5 separate regions of the Homo sapiens genome follow, and all the other regions are linked to region 1. Evidence: chromatin contacts called from ENCODE Hi-C or POLR2A ChIA-PET data. All regions are on one chromosome and are shown on one strand. The core of a region is the stretch at or near the end of the contact, and the rest is flanking DNA. Distances in the headings are between cores, read along the strand shown. Region 1 holds the start of TFEB (transcription factor EB). Region 2 holds the start of ZNF318 (zinc finger protein 318). Region 3 holds the start of CNPY3-GNMT (CNPY3-GNMT readthrough). Region 4 holds the start of BICRAL (BICRA like chromatin remodeling complex associated protein). Region 5 holds the start of TBCC (tubulin folding cofactor C).

The links. A loop is a pair of places that touch in the nucleus more often than their neighbours do. ChIA-PET counts read pairs that join two places held with the same protein, here RNA polymerase II (POLR2A). Pooled maps may share reads with other maps.
Region 2: a pooled map shows a loop between it and region 1 (18-fold over the local background). The contact joins the promoter of ZNF318 here to the promoter of TFEB in region 1. A Hi-C loop is called at or near these places in 2 of 37 single-sample maps with no recorded cell type and 7 of 50 pooled maps.
Region 3: a pooled map shows a loop between it and region 1 (22-fold over the local background). The contact joins the promoter of CNPY3-GNMT here to the promoter of TFEB in region 1. A Hi-C loop is called at or near these places in 1 of 37 single-sample maps with no recorded cell type and 7 of 50 pooled maps. POLR2A ChIA-PET finds 5 or more read pairs at or near these places in 2 of 52 experiments (B cell and CD4-positive, alpha-beta memory T cell).
Region 4: a loop to region 1 is called in a map of gastrocnemius medialis, with 3 times the contacts of the local background. The contact joins the promoter of BICRAL here to the promoter of TFEB in region 1. A Hi-C loop is called at or near these places in 2 of 168 maps with a recorded cell type or tissue (CD14-positive monocyte and gastrocnemius medialis), 8 of 37 single-sample maps with no recorded cell type and 12 of 50 pooled maps. POLR2A ChIA-PET finds 5 or more read pairs at or near these places in 4 of 52 experiments (AG04450, B cell, GM12878 and 1 more).
Region 5: a map with no recorded cell type shows a loop between it and region 1 (14-fold over the local background). The contact joins the promoter of TBCC here to the promoter of TFEB in region 1. A Hi-C loop is called at or near these places in 1 of 168 maps with a recorded cell type or tissue (OCI-LY7), 4 of 37 single-sample maps with no recorded cell type and 7 of 50 pooled maps. POLR2A ChIA-PET finds 5 or more read pairs at or near these places in 3 of 52 experiments (RWPE1, activated B cell and activated T-cell).

The regions. Positions count from the first base shown.
Region 1 is chr6:41,734,118-41,737,003 of GRCh38, reverse strand. TFEB (transcription factor EB) reads left to right here and starts at 1,396. Exons shown (of 9, transcript NM_001271944.2): 1 at 1,396-1,654. PGC (progastricsin) reads left to right here. Exons shown (of 9, transcript NM_002630.4): 9 at 1-293. The coding sequence ends at 152. RefSeq lists silencers at 1,238-1,707, 1,748-2,277, 2,408-2,847.
Region 2 is chr6:43,368,291-43,371,176 of GRCh38, reverse strand. ZNF318 (zinc finger protein 318) reads left to right here and starts at 1,530. Exons shown (of 10, transcript NM_014345.3): 1 at 1,530-2,210. The coding sequence starts at 1,812. It overlaps LOC124901227 (atherin-like), which reads right to left and starts at 1,813. Exons shown (of 2, transcript XM_047419609.1): 1 at 1,790-1,813; 2 at 1-1,754. The coding sequence starts at 1,813. The coding sequence ends at 1,056. RefSeq lists silencers at 1,277-1,376, 1,567-1,766, 1,857-2,046, 2,057-2,126.
Region 3 is chr6:42,928,086-42,930,971 of GRCh38, reverse strand. It overlaps CNPY3-GNMT (CNPY3-GNMT readthrough), which reads right to left and starts at 1,492. Exons shown (of 5, transcript NR_134892.2): 1 at 1,251-1,492. It overlaps CNPY3 (canopy FGF signaling regulator 3), which reads right to left and starts at 1,492. Exons shown (of 6, transcript NM_006586.5): 1 at 1,251-1,492. The coding sequence starts at 1,401. RefSeq lists enhancers at 774-883, 1,194-1,453, 1,096-1,597, 1,904-1,953, 1,964-2,013 and 1 more.
Region 4 is chr6:42,780,536-42,783,421 of GRCh38, reverse strand. BICRAL (BICRA like chromatin remodeling complex associated protein) reads right to left here and starts at 1,370. Exons shown (of 13, transcript NM_001393499.1): 1 at 1,321-1,370. RefSeq lists enhancers at 1-15, 1-561 and a silencer at 96-435.
Region 5 is chr6:42,744,578-42,747,463 of GRCh38, reverse strand. It overlaps TBCC (tubulin folding cofactor C), which reads left to right and starts at 1,361. Exons shown (of 1, transcript NM_003192.3): 1 at 1,361-2,886. The coding sequence starts at 1,391. The coding sequence ends at 2,431. It also overlaps a transcript of BICRAL not described here. RefSeq lists a silencer at 303-362 and enhancers at 305-1,268, 1,333-1,542, 1,573-1,652, 1,713-1,872.

The sequences.
Region 1 (2,886 bases), core at 147-2,646:
ACAACGGCTACTGCACCGTGGGAGTCGAGCCCACCTACCTGTCCTCCCAGAACGGCCAGCCCCTGTGGATCCTCGGGGATGTCTTCCTCAGGTCCTACTATTCCGTCTACGACTTGGGCAACAACAGAGTAGGCTTTGCCACTGCCGCCTAGACTTGCTGCCTCGACACGTGGGCTCCCCTCTTCCTCTTGACCCTGCACCCTCCTAGGGCATTGTATCTGTCTTTCCACTCTGGATTCAGCCTTCTTTTTCTGGACTCTGGACTTTCTCTAATAATAAATAGTTCTTCTTTATGTTGGTCATCCTGTTGTTTTTGGAAGGGAGTTTTCCCTGAGTGGCTACAAGGTTTCCTGGTGGGTCACTGTGATTCTAAGAGAAATGGGACCTAAGGCATGGCTTGGGATGGGCTCTGTAACCCTCAGAGCTTAAAGTTCATACTTTTCCCCTGGAAAGGGAAGACAGTGGTAGCGCCATCATGGGTGGGTGGGTGGCGGGCCGGGGGAGAGTGTTCCTACTTGAGTCACAGAGAAATCGAGCCTATTTGCTGGAACCAACTCAGCAAGGGATCTTGTCCCTTTGGACTTCATCCCTGTCCTCCTCAGGAGCCTCTTAGCAAAAGATCCAGAAACCAGGAGCAACATTGTATGTGGGGAAGGAGGAGAGAGAGGAAGAAAAGGAGGAGGGGAAGGAGAAGAAAAGCAGGGGAGGGGCTGGGGGAGGAGACAGGGAAAAAGGGGCGGGGAAGAGGAGAAAGTAGAGAATGATGCCTCCGCACCCTGTGAACTTCCAACAAGGGAAGGTGACATGAAAGGAGCTCAGACAATTTCTGTCCAGCAACATGACAGCAAGCTCAGGCTGGTGAGTGGGGCGTGAATGTAGAACCCATAATGGGGGCAGGCTGCCTTCTACTGTCATATTTTACCCTGTACTTCGCCAGGCTCACCCTGGCCTTGCCCCTTATGATCGGGGCAGGGATAAAAGTGCAAGATCCAGGTCCTGCACCCTACTCCTGAAGAGAAGCTGGAATTTGCCACAGGTGGAGTTTCTATGGCAACAGCACACCATCTGGGACCCTCTCTTTCTTAGACTGCCGAAGGACAGCAGGCTGCAGGTTCCTTTTAGGGGGTCGGACAGGCTACAGAATGTATCTTAGTGAGCCCTGGTTTGGGACTTTACTGAGAGGAGAAAGAAAACTTGCAAAGAGGTAGAAGTGGATCAGAGGTTCCAAGTCAAGAGCCTCTTTCCCTGTAAGCCTTAGTCCGCTGAGCGGGACTACAAATCCCGGCGTGCCTAGCGGGACTGCAGCGAGAACTACGCTTCCCAGTGGGCGCCGAGGCAGAGCGGCTGGGAGGCGGGGCGGGTGCTGCCCTCTGCCGGGCGCGGAGGGAAGTGTGCGTGGAGTGACAGCCGGAGCCCGGGCGCCGGGCGCGGGGCTCGGTGACAGCGGAGGCGGCGGCCCGGGCGGGACGCAGGGAGCGGCCGCGGCGCCGACGGCGGCGGGAAGGGCGGACGGGGCGGGCCTCCCTGGTGGCACGGGGCCGGAGCAGGCCGGGAGCAGGTGGCGGGCACAGCTTGCGGGCCAGGCACCCGAACTTGCGACAAGTTGCCGGAGCCGCGGGGCGCGGGCGGCGGACAGATTGACCTTCAGAGCGAGGTGAGCGGGACCGGGGAGCGAGAGGCACGAGGAGGGCCCGGGACCCCCGACCCAGGCTCCCTGGCCCCTATCCCGTGGGTCCCGGAGACAGGTGGGAGGGTGGGGGATGCCGGCAGGAGAGGGAAGCAGGACCGTGCGCGCCGCCACCCACCCGCAGTCCGTCCGCCCCCGGGCGCCCAGCGCGTGGCCCGAGCGGCGCTGCCCGCCGAGCCGGGAGCCCCCTCGGCCCCTCCCTTCAGGCGCGGGCCGGGGGCGGCTTCTCCGCGACCTTATGTAACCGGGCGGGAGGGGCCGGGCGGGCATGGGCCTTCCCGGCCCGGAGCTGGGAGTCGAAGGGGCGGGAGGCGTGATGGTGAACTCGCAAGAAGTTTGAGGGACGCGCGGGCCCCGCGCCCACTCCCCCTCCACCGGACACGGCTGGGGCCGGCGATGCCTGAGAGGGGGTCGGAGGTAGGGGAGGTGTGCGGGGGCTGAGTCTGGCCAGGCCAGCGGGGGGAGTGGGAGGGCCAGAGCGGCGCCACGCCCCGGGGGCTGGGCTGATGGGGGGGCGGGTGGAAGTACCATCTCTCCCTCCCTTCCCGTCCCTTCCTCCAGCTCGGTCTCTTGAAGAAGCCGCCCCTGGCCCCGTCCCCTCGAGTCCCTGGGCAGTCTCTTTCTCCCCGTGGGTTATTCTATGACCCTGGGGAACACCAACCCCGGAGCGCTCCCTCCGTGCGCCCCGTTGTCTGCCTCCCCCCGGGTTCCCAGCTGCCTGCCCGCCCCCCGAGTTTCCCCCTCCCCCCGTCTCGGTCCCGAATCCCGGAAAACACGCCCCCTTCCCCCCGATCCCCCGAGTCCGTGCCGCCCACCCCTGGGCTGTCCCGACCAGCTCTGGCCCAGCGCGTCCGCTCGCCTCCTGGAAGGGAGCGGGCAGATGCCAGCTCGGCCCCCTCCCCGCGCGGGGTTCCGGCTTCACGCACGGCTGCCCCGAGCTGCTCCGGGCTGCGCGAGCAGGTTCGCGCCGCAGCCGCCTGGCGCGCCCCAGCCCCGCGCCCCGGGTGAGGAAGGGAGGGAGCCCGGGGCGGGGCTTGTCTGCGCGAACCCCGCTGGGCCCAGGCCCCCGCCCTCCGCTCTCCGCCAGCCCCTGGCCGCTGCGCCTTCCCCCGAACCCCCCTCAGCTCCAGCCGTCGTTCTCTCGCCTGTCTGTTCTGGGGACGGTTCAGCGCGGAGCTTCTGCACTCAACTTGAGCGCA
Region 2 (2,886 bases), core at 281-2,780, 1.6 Mb before region 1:
TTAAAATGTTATTGGTTTCTTATTTTATATAAATTATATAAAATGTGAAGCTGGGTAAAAGTAGTCAACTAGTAAAAATTTTATACATTTTTACTGAGTATATGCCATTATAAGAACGTATGGAAATGGATATATATATATATGGATGTATTTTTTGAGAGAGGGTCTCACTCTGTCACCCAGGCTGGAGTGCAGTGGCATGATCACAGCTCACCGCAGCCTCAACCTCCCGAGTAGCTGGGGTACAGGAACGTGCCACCACACTCGGCAAATTTTTTTTTTTTTTTTTTAGAAATGGAGGTCCTTCTACGTTGCCCAGGCTGGTCTCGAACTCTCAGGCTCAAGCAATCCTCCTGCCCCGGCCTCCCAAAATGGTGGGATTATAGGCGTGACCCTTTGCGCCTGGCCCACTTTTGTATTTAGGATGCAGGGCCCTGAGATTGGCATCTAGGAAAATTCTGGACTTAGGCCAGGGGAGGGGGCATGCCTGGATCTCTTACAAAAACTTGCCACGCCTCCAGTTGGTCATGATGTGGGCCCCTGGTAATGAAGGACCTCCACCATGACCACAAGTACTTTAGTCAGAAAACAGCTCGAAAACGTGTGAAGAGAGTCCACCAAACAGGCTTCGTGTGAGCAACAAGGCTGTTTATCTTACCTGGGTGCAGGCGGGTTGAGTCCGAAAAAGGAGTCAGCAGAGGGTGGTGGAATTATCATTAGTTCTTATAGGTTTGGGATAGGTGTACAAAGTACATTCTTAAGGGCGGGGGAGAATATTACAAAGCACCTACTTAAGGGCAAGGGGGAGAATATATCCTGTCAGTTAGGGTGGGGCAGGAACAAATCACAATGGTGGAATGTCATCAGTTAAGGCTATTTTCACTTCTTTTGTGGCTCTTCAGTTGCCTCAGGCCATCTGGATGTATACGTGCAGGTCATAGGGGATATGATGGCTTAGCTTGGGCTCAGAGGCCTGACAACGTCTATTTTGGGTTTGATTCTGGCCCACCACCTCCACCTCGTACTTTCCTATCCTCAATTTCAACCTCTAGAAATTAGGCAAACTGGAAAGTAAACTGATGCGGGTCGTGTTGCTTCAGCTGGGGACAGGATTTCGGTGGGCGCTCCTGCCGGGGTCCGTAACCTCCCACACAGCTAACGTTTACAGGCCCGTTTATATTATCACGAATGGTTTTCAACCATTTCGTGTCCATCCCTAAATTAAGAGGCTTGAGGGGCGGCACGAAAGAGCGAAGACACCTCCGCACGGTCTCCAAACCCCTAAGTCCAGAGGCCTGGAGCATCCCCGGAAAACCAGATCCCTCTCCAGAGAAGCCCTTCCTTCCGCTCCGCCCACCCCGCGCGGAGGCCACAGGGGTCACGTGGCGGCCGCGGGAGGGGGAAGTGGGCGGCTCTGCGGCCGCCATCTTGAGGATTCGGAGGCGGGGCGTGCAGAGCTCAGGGCGCGCGCTTCGCTTCCCCTCCCCTCGCCCAGCCTCGCGCCGGCGTCTGTGCTCCTCCCCACTTTTCTTGGTTCCTGCGGCCGCTCCCTGAGTGGAGGAGCGGGGAACCCCGGAGGCGGGGGGGGGTGTGTCGGACGCGTGCTCGCGCCCTCCAACCGCCAGCCGCGGGGGCGCGCTCGGCCGGGCCCCCGGGGCGACGCGGGGCCGAGGGGAGGGGGCTGCTCCCGCGGCTGAGGCGGCGCGCAGCGGCCGAGGTGGCGGCGGCTGCAGCTGCGGCGGCGCGCTCCGAGCCTGCGTCTAGGGCGCCCCCGGGTCAGAGCTGTCGCCGTGGCCGCCGCTGCAAGAACCATGTACCGCAGCAGCGCTCGCTCCTCCGTCTCTTCCCACCGGCCTAAAGACGACGGCGGGGGCGGCCCGCGCAGCGGCCGCAGCTCTGGCTCCTCCTCAGGCCCGGCTCGCCGCAGCTCACCGCCGCCTCCGCCCTCCGGCTCCTCGTCGCGGACCCCGGCTCGCCGACCCCGCTCGCCCTCAGGGCACCGCGGCCGCCGGGCCTCGCCGTCCCCGCCACGGGGTCGTCGCGTCTCCCCGTCCCCGCCTCGGGCCCGTCGCGGCTCCCCGTCGCCACCGCGGGGCCGACGACTCTTCCCGCCGGGCCCGGCCGGCTTCAGAGGCAGCAGCCGGGGGGAGTCCCGCGCCGACTATGCCCGGGACGGCCGCGGAGACCATCCAGGCGACAGCGGCAGCCGGGTAATCCCACCCCTCGTCCAGGACTCCCTCCATCCCCCAGTCCCCTCCCCCGGAATTCCCGTTTCCAGAAACGCCCGGGGCCTCCAGACCAGGGTCCTAAGCGCGAAGCCTCCGGCCAACTCCCTCGGGGATGCCGAGCCTGGAGGCTTCTGTCAGACCCGGGAGCGTTGACACAATAACGGACTCGGGAGCGCACGGGCGTCTCGTCGGGAGTGCGCGCTCCGTTCCTTAGGAATAGGCTGTTTCTCTCATGCCGGGTGAGGTGTGGAAAGTTTGCCAAGGCGAGGGGCATTTCGTCCAAACCGTGTGTCTTGGTACTTTTTGTAGAGTTGATGTGTCCTCGGGGTTCCGTACTTTTCATCCCCTTACACCTGAGCTGCCTTCCTGGATCTTAGGGGAAAAAGCCGAAATGTCCGTTTTTGTGGCGAGTTAGGGACGCTTGAACCCTACCAGGCTTTACGTCTAGAGTGTAAACTGTTAGCTTAAATGAATTGGAGCTGCTGCTTCGGAATGAAGTGTGCAGGACCACAGTCACTGCCATAGCCACTACCTCTTATCGAGTTCTATGTCAGGAATTATGCCTAGCCTTTCACTTTGCACATTATTTTAACCCTCACAAGTCTTTGAAGTGAGGCAGTTAATACTATTCCTTGTTGTACAGCCGAGGAACCAACCC
Region 3 (2,886 bases), core at 243-2,742, 1.2 Mb before region 1:
GTTGCAATAAGCCGAGATCTCGCCACTGCACTCCAGCCTGGGCAACAGAGCCAGACAGTCTCATAAAAAAAAAAAAGGAAAAAAAGAAAAGAATGTACGGGGGAAGGCACAGGCTTGAACTCATACTGGGTGCCCTACCAGTGAAGTCGGCTTATCTCTAAAGCATCCTTTTAATCTCTCTAATGGAAGGATTATGTGTCCGAAACTTACCCCAAACCCACTTTCCAGTGTTTAGGGAACATCTGGCCTGATGTAGGCTTTCAATTCAGATGAGAGATTCACAGCCAACTTTCTGGGGGCCCTGGGGTTACGGGGCTAGGAAGGCAGGCATGACTGTAAGGTCTGAGGAGAAAACTAAGGGACGGAGTTGAGGAAAAAGAAATAGGTCCTTTATAGTCCTGGCTCGCTGGTAGCTCCCTCTCTCTCTCTCTCTGTAGTTCCTCAACGCCTATGTCTTTGGGACTCACCTTTTCTCCAAAGTCCTAAAATCTTCTTTCAAGTTCCCCATAGGCTCTATTGTTCCCCCAAAGGGCTCCTCAGATCCAGATCCTCCTCCTCACACACACCCACAGTCTCCCATTTAATCATCTGTATTCTCAAAACATTTATTGAGTGCCTACCAGACACTGTGTGAATACGTATCTAAGACAAAAATTCCTGCCTTCGAGGAGTTGTTAGTGGGTGCAACAGACAACTACACAGATTGGGTTGCAGTGAGGGCAAAAGGGGAAAGTCTTAGGTTTTTTTCCCCCAAGATGAGTCATCTGGAGCTTTTCAGTTCCTCAAACTCGTTCTTAGCTTCTCAGCCGGCAGGCCTCTGCCTCTGTAGTTTCCTGAGTGGGCCCCTCTCTTTCCACTTCTCTTCATCCGGCTAACTCCTAATGCCTCTTCGTGCTTCCTGTATGAAGCCCTCTTTGACTCCCCTCTGCACACAGCCTTCGCCCACCCCCTCCCCCACTCCAGGCTAGACCAGATGCTCCTCGTCCGGCCCCCAAAAGGAAGCTCTGTACCTCCCCTATCATGGCATCTACTACTCTGAATTATCATTGCTTGTTTCTACCAATGTGTGAACTCCAGGGGTACCGGGACCAGATCTCTCGTCCGCCGCAGCGTCCCGGCGCAAGCCTGTTCAAGGAAGGAAGACACCCTGCAGAGCTCGGAACCTTGCAACCCCCGACGCTGCTCCGCAAGCACCACCGCTGGAGCCAGCCCCTCCGGCAGGATACGCCCCACGGGCCCCGCCTCCTCACCTTCGCATTTGCTGGGCAGGCGAACCCAGTCGTTCTCCTCAGCTCCGGCCTGGCTCGGGCCCAGCTCCGGGGCCGGCAGCAGCAGCAGCAGCAGCAGCAGCAAGGGAAGAAGCAGAAGACAGCGGGACGCGGGCTCAGGCATTGAATCCATGGCCCGGCCGGGCCCGGACCCTAAAGGACCGGGCGGTTCCTCCTCCCGCGGCGCGCGCGGAGCAGTTTCCCCTCGCCGCTTCCGGGACTGCACACGTGCCTCCGAGCAACCACGACAACAGCTAGCCTCCCGCCCGCCCTCCTCTCGCAGCCGCAGCCCGCCTTCAAAGCGGACCAAGGCCCGCGGACGGCGCAGCCAATAGGCTTTCTGGGGTTTGCTCTCTAGCTAATGGGAAGACTATCTTTTTACGCCCTTGGCCAGTAAGAGAGCAGATGGTGGCCTCAGCGACCTATGGCAAAGTCCTTTCCCACCCCCTAACGGAGGCTCTGGGAGAGAGAGGATGCAGGACCAAGACCCGAGAAGAAGCCTGCGTCTGGGCCTGGGTGGGACGGATTCAGGCGCGCAGGTGCTGGAAGATGTGGGGAAGGCCGTCTTCGCGGCTTTCTCCGCCTCCTCGAACGTCACTTCCCTCCTGGGGTCCTAATGCCGCAAGTCCTTACTGAACATCTGTTTTTAAATTTTATTATTGGTATTGTGGTTGTTATAGCCGGGCACTCTTGTAGGCGCTTAAGGTGCAAGCAGGACGACTCAAACTGTCCCCAGCCTTCACACTTTTTTAGTAGCCAGTAGATTTGTCCTAGTGAGAACTAGAACAAATGACTTCCTCTCTGAGCCTGTTTCTATTTGTATGACGACAAAGTGATCCTCCTAGCTGCTGTGGGAGCTTGCCTGTTGTTGGGAAGCTCAAATAGGTTAATAGAATTAAAGCTTATCGAGCAGATTGTAAAAAGTTCAGGCATTAATTTTCTTTTTGTATGTAATCCCAGCCCCTTTTACTGCCCTATTATTTATTTCTTGATTCTGAGCTCTCAGAAGGCAGAAATTTAGCCGATTAACGATTGTCTCTCCCTTCCGCTTCCCCAGCAACAACAGGGTGCCTGGCACAAGGAGATACTCAGTAAAACTCTCATCTGCTGTGTCATTAAGGGGAACACTTAATGGCTCACGCCTGTAATCCCAGCACTTTGGGAGGCCGAGGCGGAAGGATCACCTGAGCCCAGGAGTTGGAGACCAGCCTGGGCAACAGATTGAGACCCTGTCTCAACAAAGAAGAAGAAGAAGAAAAAGGCCAGGCGCCGTGGCTAATGTCTGTAATCCCAGCACTTTGGGAGGCCAAGAAGGGAGAACTGCTTGAGGCCAGGAGTTCGAGACCAGCCTGGTCAACATAGCGAGACACCCCCCCCATCTCAAAAATAAATAAATCAAAATAAAAAATAAAGAGGAGGCCGGGCTTGGTGGCTCACGCCTATAATTCCAGCACTTTGGAAGGCCGAGGTAGGTGGATCACGAGGTCAGGAGTTCAAGACCAGCCTGGCCAAGATGCTGAAACCCCATCTCTACTAAAGATACAAAAAGTTAGCCGGGCGTGGTGGCACACGCCTGTAATCCCAGCTACTCGGGAGGTGGAGGCAGGAGAATTGCTTG
Region 4 (2,886 bases), core at 121-2,620, 1.0 Mb before region 1:
TCCCGCATTTGGGGCGACTCGGGGGGGCGCGAACAGCATAACGCCCGCGCGCACTCGGCCAAAAATGCGCCGTCCCAGCCGCACATCTCTTCTGGCCGGCGCGGCGAACAGCGCGGGCCTCGCAGGAGACGCCCGGCTGGGCCGCCGGTCCTCCGCGCGGCTGGGGGCTCGGCCGGACGCGGCCGCGGATCCTCGGCGGTGCTTCGAAAAGGCAGCGAGGCGGCTGGGAAGGGGCAGTCCCGCGGCAGGTGCGCGCCGCCGCCGCGGGCTCGGAGCGGGAGCGGGAACGGGGCCGGGGCGACTCGCCTGCCCCGAGCTCTCCCCGCCGCACCCCGGACCTGCTCTCCTCGCCGCGGCCGCCCGCAGATGCGGCGGGAATGGGGAAGCCAGGATGAAAAATAAACCCCGTCTCCGCCGCCTCCCTCCCCACCCTCTCCCCTCCCCCTCCCCAGACGCGGGGTCCATTTTGCCGAGAAGAAAGAAAATGTGATTCACACCCTAGAGCTTCCGAGAGAGAAAAGAAACGAGGGGGGGAAAACAGAGGGGAGGAGATTGGAAAAGCTTATTTTTCTTCCTCGCCCGCCGTCACTCCAGGCCCTCCCTGCCCCCTGCTCGCGGCCCCGCCGCGCCGTCTTCCCCTCGCCGAGCCCTGCTCCCTCCTTCCCGGCTCCCGGCGGCTCCGGGGGGCGGAAAACACACTCACACTCGCGCACACAACTAATTTTAAACCGGCTCAATCAATGAGTCATTAAAAGGCTTCCCTCCCCTCCCCTCCCCACCACCAACCGCCACGCCACCCCCTTCCCGGGCTCTCCCTCTCCCCGCTCCAGAAATTTGCATCCGCGGAAAAGAAAAAAAAGGAAAAAGAAAGGCGCCGGGCCCCCACCCCGCCGAGGCGCCCCCGGCCCGGCCTCGCCGCCCCCTGCCCGCCTGCGCCCCCGCCCGAGACACTGAACTTGGTCTTCCCGGGGCCCCGGCAGCGCTGGGAAAGGCATAAACACTCGATTCCCCTTTTCTCCGTGTCCATTAAACATCCACCCACCACCACCATCACCCACCCACAAACCCACCCCCCCCCAAAAAAAAAAAAAAAACACAGCCTTAGCCAATAGCTCTCTGGGCTGAAACCTAATATCCTGGTTTTGGCAACTCGGTGTTTAATTTGCTCCTTTCTTTTCAGTCTGGAGACAGATCTCCAGCCCCCCCTCCCTCGCTTTTCCCCTCCCCGAAGGAAAGAGGCAGAGGAAGGAGGTTGTGTGTTTTTTTTTTCTCCTTGAAATTTTTATCACAAAATTATAATACACTCAAAGGGAAACTCACCGTCATGAAAAAGCAGTGCCTTGTCAACGGGGTTTCTGCGCCATCGCAACAGGGGCGGCGGCGGCGGCGGCGGCGGGCGCGGGGCCGGGGGCCGGAGCGCGGGAGCTCCCGGCCGAGCGGCGCCGGCCACACGCGCTCCGCTCTCTCTCTCGCTCACCCCCGCGCCGGGCCGGGGCGCCGCTCCCCGCGCCCGCCCGGCCTTCATGCTCTGCGCCCGGGCAAACCGCTCGCCTGCTCGTCTACCTCCAAACTTCGGTTCTCGCCTGGCAAAAAATGTGGAGATTAGGATTTTTTTAATTTAAAAAATTTTTTTTTTTTTTTTTGGAAAATCAAGCTGCAAGGATGTTCATTCGTTTCCTTTGGGATTCTTTTCAACTTCAGAAATGTATTGGTTTATTCAAGAAACAGTTTTATTTGGCTTTAAAACAATTACTAAGATCCACGAGGTGCGTGCTAATTCTCTTGCAGGCTCTCTCTCCACACACACACACACACACACACACACCCACCCACCCACCCAGTTTAACTTGACACGGGAAGGGGGGAGATTAAAGACAAAAAAAAAAAACCCTACAAGATTTGTTTAGAACTCTAATTAGAGCAAGCCTCAGTGAATACGTTTTGCATATGCTTTTTAAAAACCAAAACGACTTTTAACTTAGTTATTAGGCAAATAACTGGTTCATCCTAACTTTCAAATGTACTAAGCTTTCCTTTGCAACACTCTTTGTCCATTCCAAAATTCTTGAAACCTTACCTGTGAAGCCCGTATGTGAACATTAAAAAGGAAAACAAAACTTCAGTGACTAAAAGGAAGGTGAGGCAGAGTAAATCACTCTCAAAACATTCATTTTCTACTGCCTTCTCTTTATGTAGATATCTTTTATCTCTATATTTGCGGAATTTTCATTACATAACCCCCTCATTCTTAAAAGAGAGCTAGTCAATCTTTTAACATTCTTTGGTCCAAGTATAACTACCACCTATTTTTAATCTCAAATCTCAAATTGTTGAAACTTCTCTGTAAACTATCTAGTATCCAAAGTATTTAGATTATGTGGCCCAGGCCGGGCGCGGTGGCTCACGCCTGTAATTCCAACACTTTGGGAGGCCGAGGCGAGTGGATCACCTGAGGTCAGCAGTTCGAGACCAGTCTGGACAACATGGTGAAACCCTGTCTCTACTAAAAATACAAAAATTAGCTGGGCGTGGTGGTGGGCTCCTGTAATCCCAGCTACTCGGGAGGCTGAGGCAGGAGAATCGCTTGAACCCGGGAGACAAAGGTTGCAGTGAGCGGAGATCGCGCATTGCACTCTAGCCTGGGCGACACAGCAAGACTCAAACAAAAACAAAACAAAACAACAACAACAACAACATTACGTGGCCTGGAGTGGGAGCAGGTGCCTTTGTAGTCTAGGTTAACTACAAATGCCCACAAAATATACTAGGGGTTTTGTTGTCTTTTATTTTAAATAAACATCAAGGATAGGTAAAAGGTGAATTGTACAGAATGTAATTCAGGTTTTAAAAAATACATATTAAGCCTAAGAAATGTTATAAATTATT
Region 5 (2,886 bases), core at 112-2,611, 1.0 Mb before region 1:
CGTTTCCTCCCATCTTTCTCTGCATCAAAATGCAGGTAGATCGGTGAAATTTCAAGTTTCTTGGGTCGTTAAATACCCCAATTTAAACGATGGAGGCTGGGAACTGGGGATATAAGGAGGAAACCTAGGGTTGGAAGGGCGGGCAGGGTTAAAGAGGTTCGGGAGCTCCGCAGATCTGAGCGAAGCATGCGAGGCTGCCGCGCCCGGGCAGCGGCTGCGTCTCGGGTTCTCGCCCTGCCCGCTGCCTCGGGTTTTTGCCAGTGACTGCGCCGTCTTGGCTGCCCACCCACACCTCGGGTTGGTCCCGACTTTAGGCTAGGCCATTCACTTCCGGTGACAAATCCCTCCCACCACCCCTAGAAATAATGTACCGCTTCTCCCACCGCTTTCCTAAGACCGACCGCCCCAGAGAGCCACGGAGCCCGGGGCTAGGGTCTCACCCCAGCGCGGCCGGCGACGCCCAGCTGCGGAGGGAGTGGCCGGGACCGAGCTCGGGGAGGGCAGGGAAGAAAGAGGAAGGGGGTGTGGATCTCACCTTCCCCCGCCCCCACCCCTCCGACTGCAGCAATTGGCCAAAAAAATAGTAATCCTTTTATGGACTCCCCCAGGGCCCCTCGAACCAGGTTGCAGTGAGGAACCCAGTCTCTCCCATCGCAGTGCCCCTTGCCTTCTCCTGCCCTAGTAACTGCCTGCGGGGATCCAGGAGCCCCCAGGCCGCGCCGAACTGCAGTGGATAGGGGGGAGGGGGGCGGTAAGGATGAGGGCTACGGGGAGGCAGAAATGGGTTGGGGGAAGGGGTGGTGGAAGGGAAAAGAAAAAACCGGAGGCATGCAAGCGGCTCCCCAGCCAGCTGTTCCAGCTGCTGCTTCCTCCGGCGCGGGCCAGGCGGTGCAATATTCCCCCCCGCTCCATCTTTCTCACCACTACCTGTCCCCCCAACCCACCACACGCACTCATCCCTCCCACCCACACCCCTAGTAGCGGATCTCCGGCCTGTAAGGGGGTAGTAGGGAGGAGCTGGGGGGAGGGGGAGGCCTGCGAGTTTCTAACCTTGTTCTTATAAACAAACCCACATGTGCAGCTGCCGCTGCTGCAACTCACCCCACAATCCCGGATATAAGTCCTGCCCCTTTAAGAGGAAAAAAAAGATTCCCCCGCCTGCCTCCCACCCCACCCATCCACAAGAACCTTTGTCTTCCCACCCCCATAGTCAGTCGGCCCCGCCCCATCTCCCCGCCCCCTCCGACGCAGAGGAACCAATAGGCGAAGAAAATAAGGCCGGGGATCTGACATCATCATGTTAGGCCAATCACCGGACGCGTTGGTGGGAGGCCTCACGGACAGCGCGCCCGGAGGAAGGAAGACAAGAGAGAGGAAGCTTGAAGCCAATATGGAGTCCGTCAGTTGCTCCGCTGCTGCTGTCAGGACCGGAGACATGGAGTCCCAGCGGGACCTGAGCCTGGTGCCTGAGCGGCTTCAGAGACGCGAACAAGAACGGCAGCTGGAAGTTGAAAGGCGGAAACAAAAGCGGCAGAACCAGGAGGTAGAGAAGGAGAACAGCCACTTTTTCGTCGCCACCTTTGTTCGGGAGCGAGCGGCCGTGGAAGAGCTTCTGGAGCGCGCGGAGTCGGTCGAGCGGCTGGAGGAGGCGGCCTCTCGGCTCCAGGGGCTGCAGAAACTAATCAACGACTCAGTTTTTTTCCTAGCCGCTTACGACCTGCGGCAGGGACAAGAGGCGCTGGCGCGGCTGCAGGCGGCCTTGGCCGAGCGGCGCCGGGGGCTGCAGCCCAAGAAGCGTTTCGCTTTCAAGACCCGGGGAAAGGATGCTGCTTCGTCTACCAAAGTAGACGCGGCTCCTGGCATCCCCCCGGCAGTTGAAAGCATACAGGACTCCCCGCTGCCCAAGAAGGCGGAAGGAGACCTCGGCCCCAGCTGGGTCTGCGGTTTCTCCAACCTGGAGTCCCAAGTCTTGGAGAAGAGAGCCAGCGAGTTGCACCAGCGCGACGTTCTTTTGACCGAACTGAGCAACTGCACGGTCAGACTGTATGGAAATCCCAACACCCTGCGGCTAACCAAGGCCCACAGCTGCAAGCTGCTCTGCGGTCCGGTGTCTACCTCTGTTTTCCTGGAGGACTGCAGTGACTGCGTGCTGGCAGTGGCCTGCCAACAGCTCCGCATACACAGTACGAAAGACACCCGCATCTTCCTGCAGGTGACCAGCAGGGCCATCGTGGAGGACTGCAGTGGGATCCAGTTCGCCCCTTACACCTGGAGCTACCCGGAGATCGACAAGGACTTCGAGAGCTCTGGTTTAGATAGGAGCAAAAATAACTGGAACGATGTTGACGATTTTAACTGGCTGGCCCGGGATATGGCCTCCCCAAACTGGAGTATTCTTCCTGAAGAGGAGCGAAATATCCAGTGGGACTAAGCAGTTGTCACTCTGTTCTTCACTCCTACCAAATACTTTCCACGTTGGACTTTCCCCCTTATTGGGTCTCGAAGTTTACTTATTGTCACACTGTGTATGTTTTCAGCATTTTAAGGCTAGAGATTGTAATGGGCTCCTACTTGTAATTTCCATTAAATTCGTAACAGGTATAACACTAAAGCATTTTTGCTATTTTCGTCATGCCTTTGAGACTGAGTCTTACTCCGTCCCCCAGCGTGGTGGCGCGCTGGGATTACAGGCGCGCGCCACCACGCGAACTTGTATTTTTAGTAGAGACGGGGTTTCGCCATGTTGTCCGGGCTGCTCTCGAACTCCTGACCTCAGGTGATCCACCCGCTTCAGCTTCCCAAAGTGCTGGCATTACAGGCGTGAGCCACCACGCCAGGGCTTTATTTATTTATTTTTACCACAATAGTTTGAAGCAGTAAGGGGGA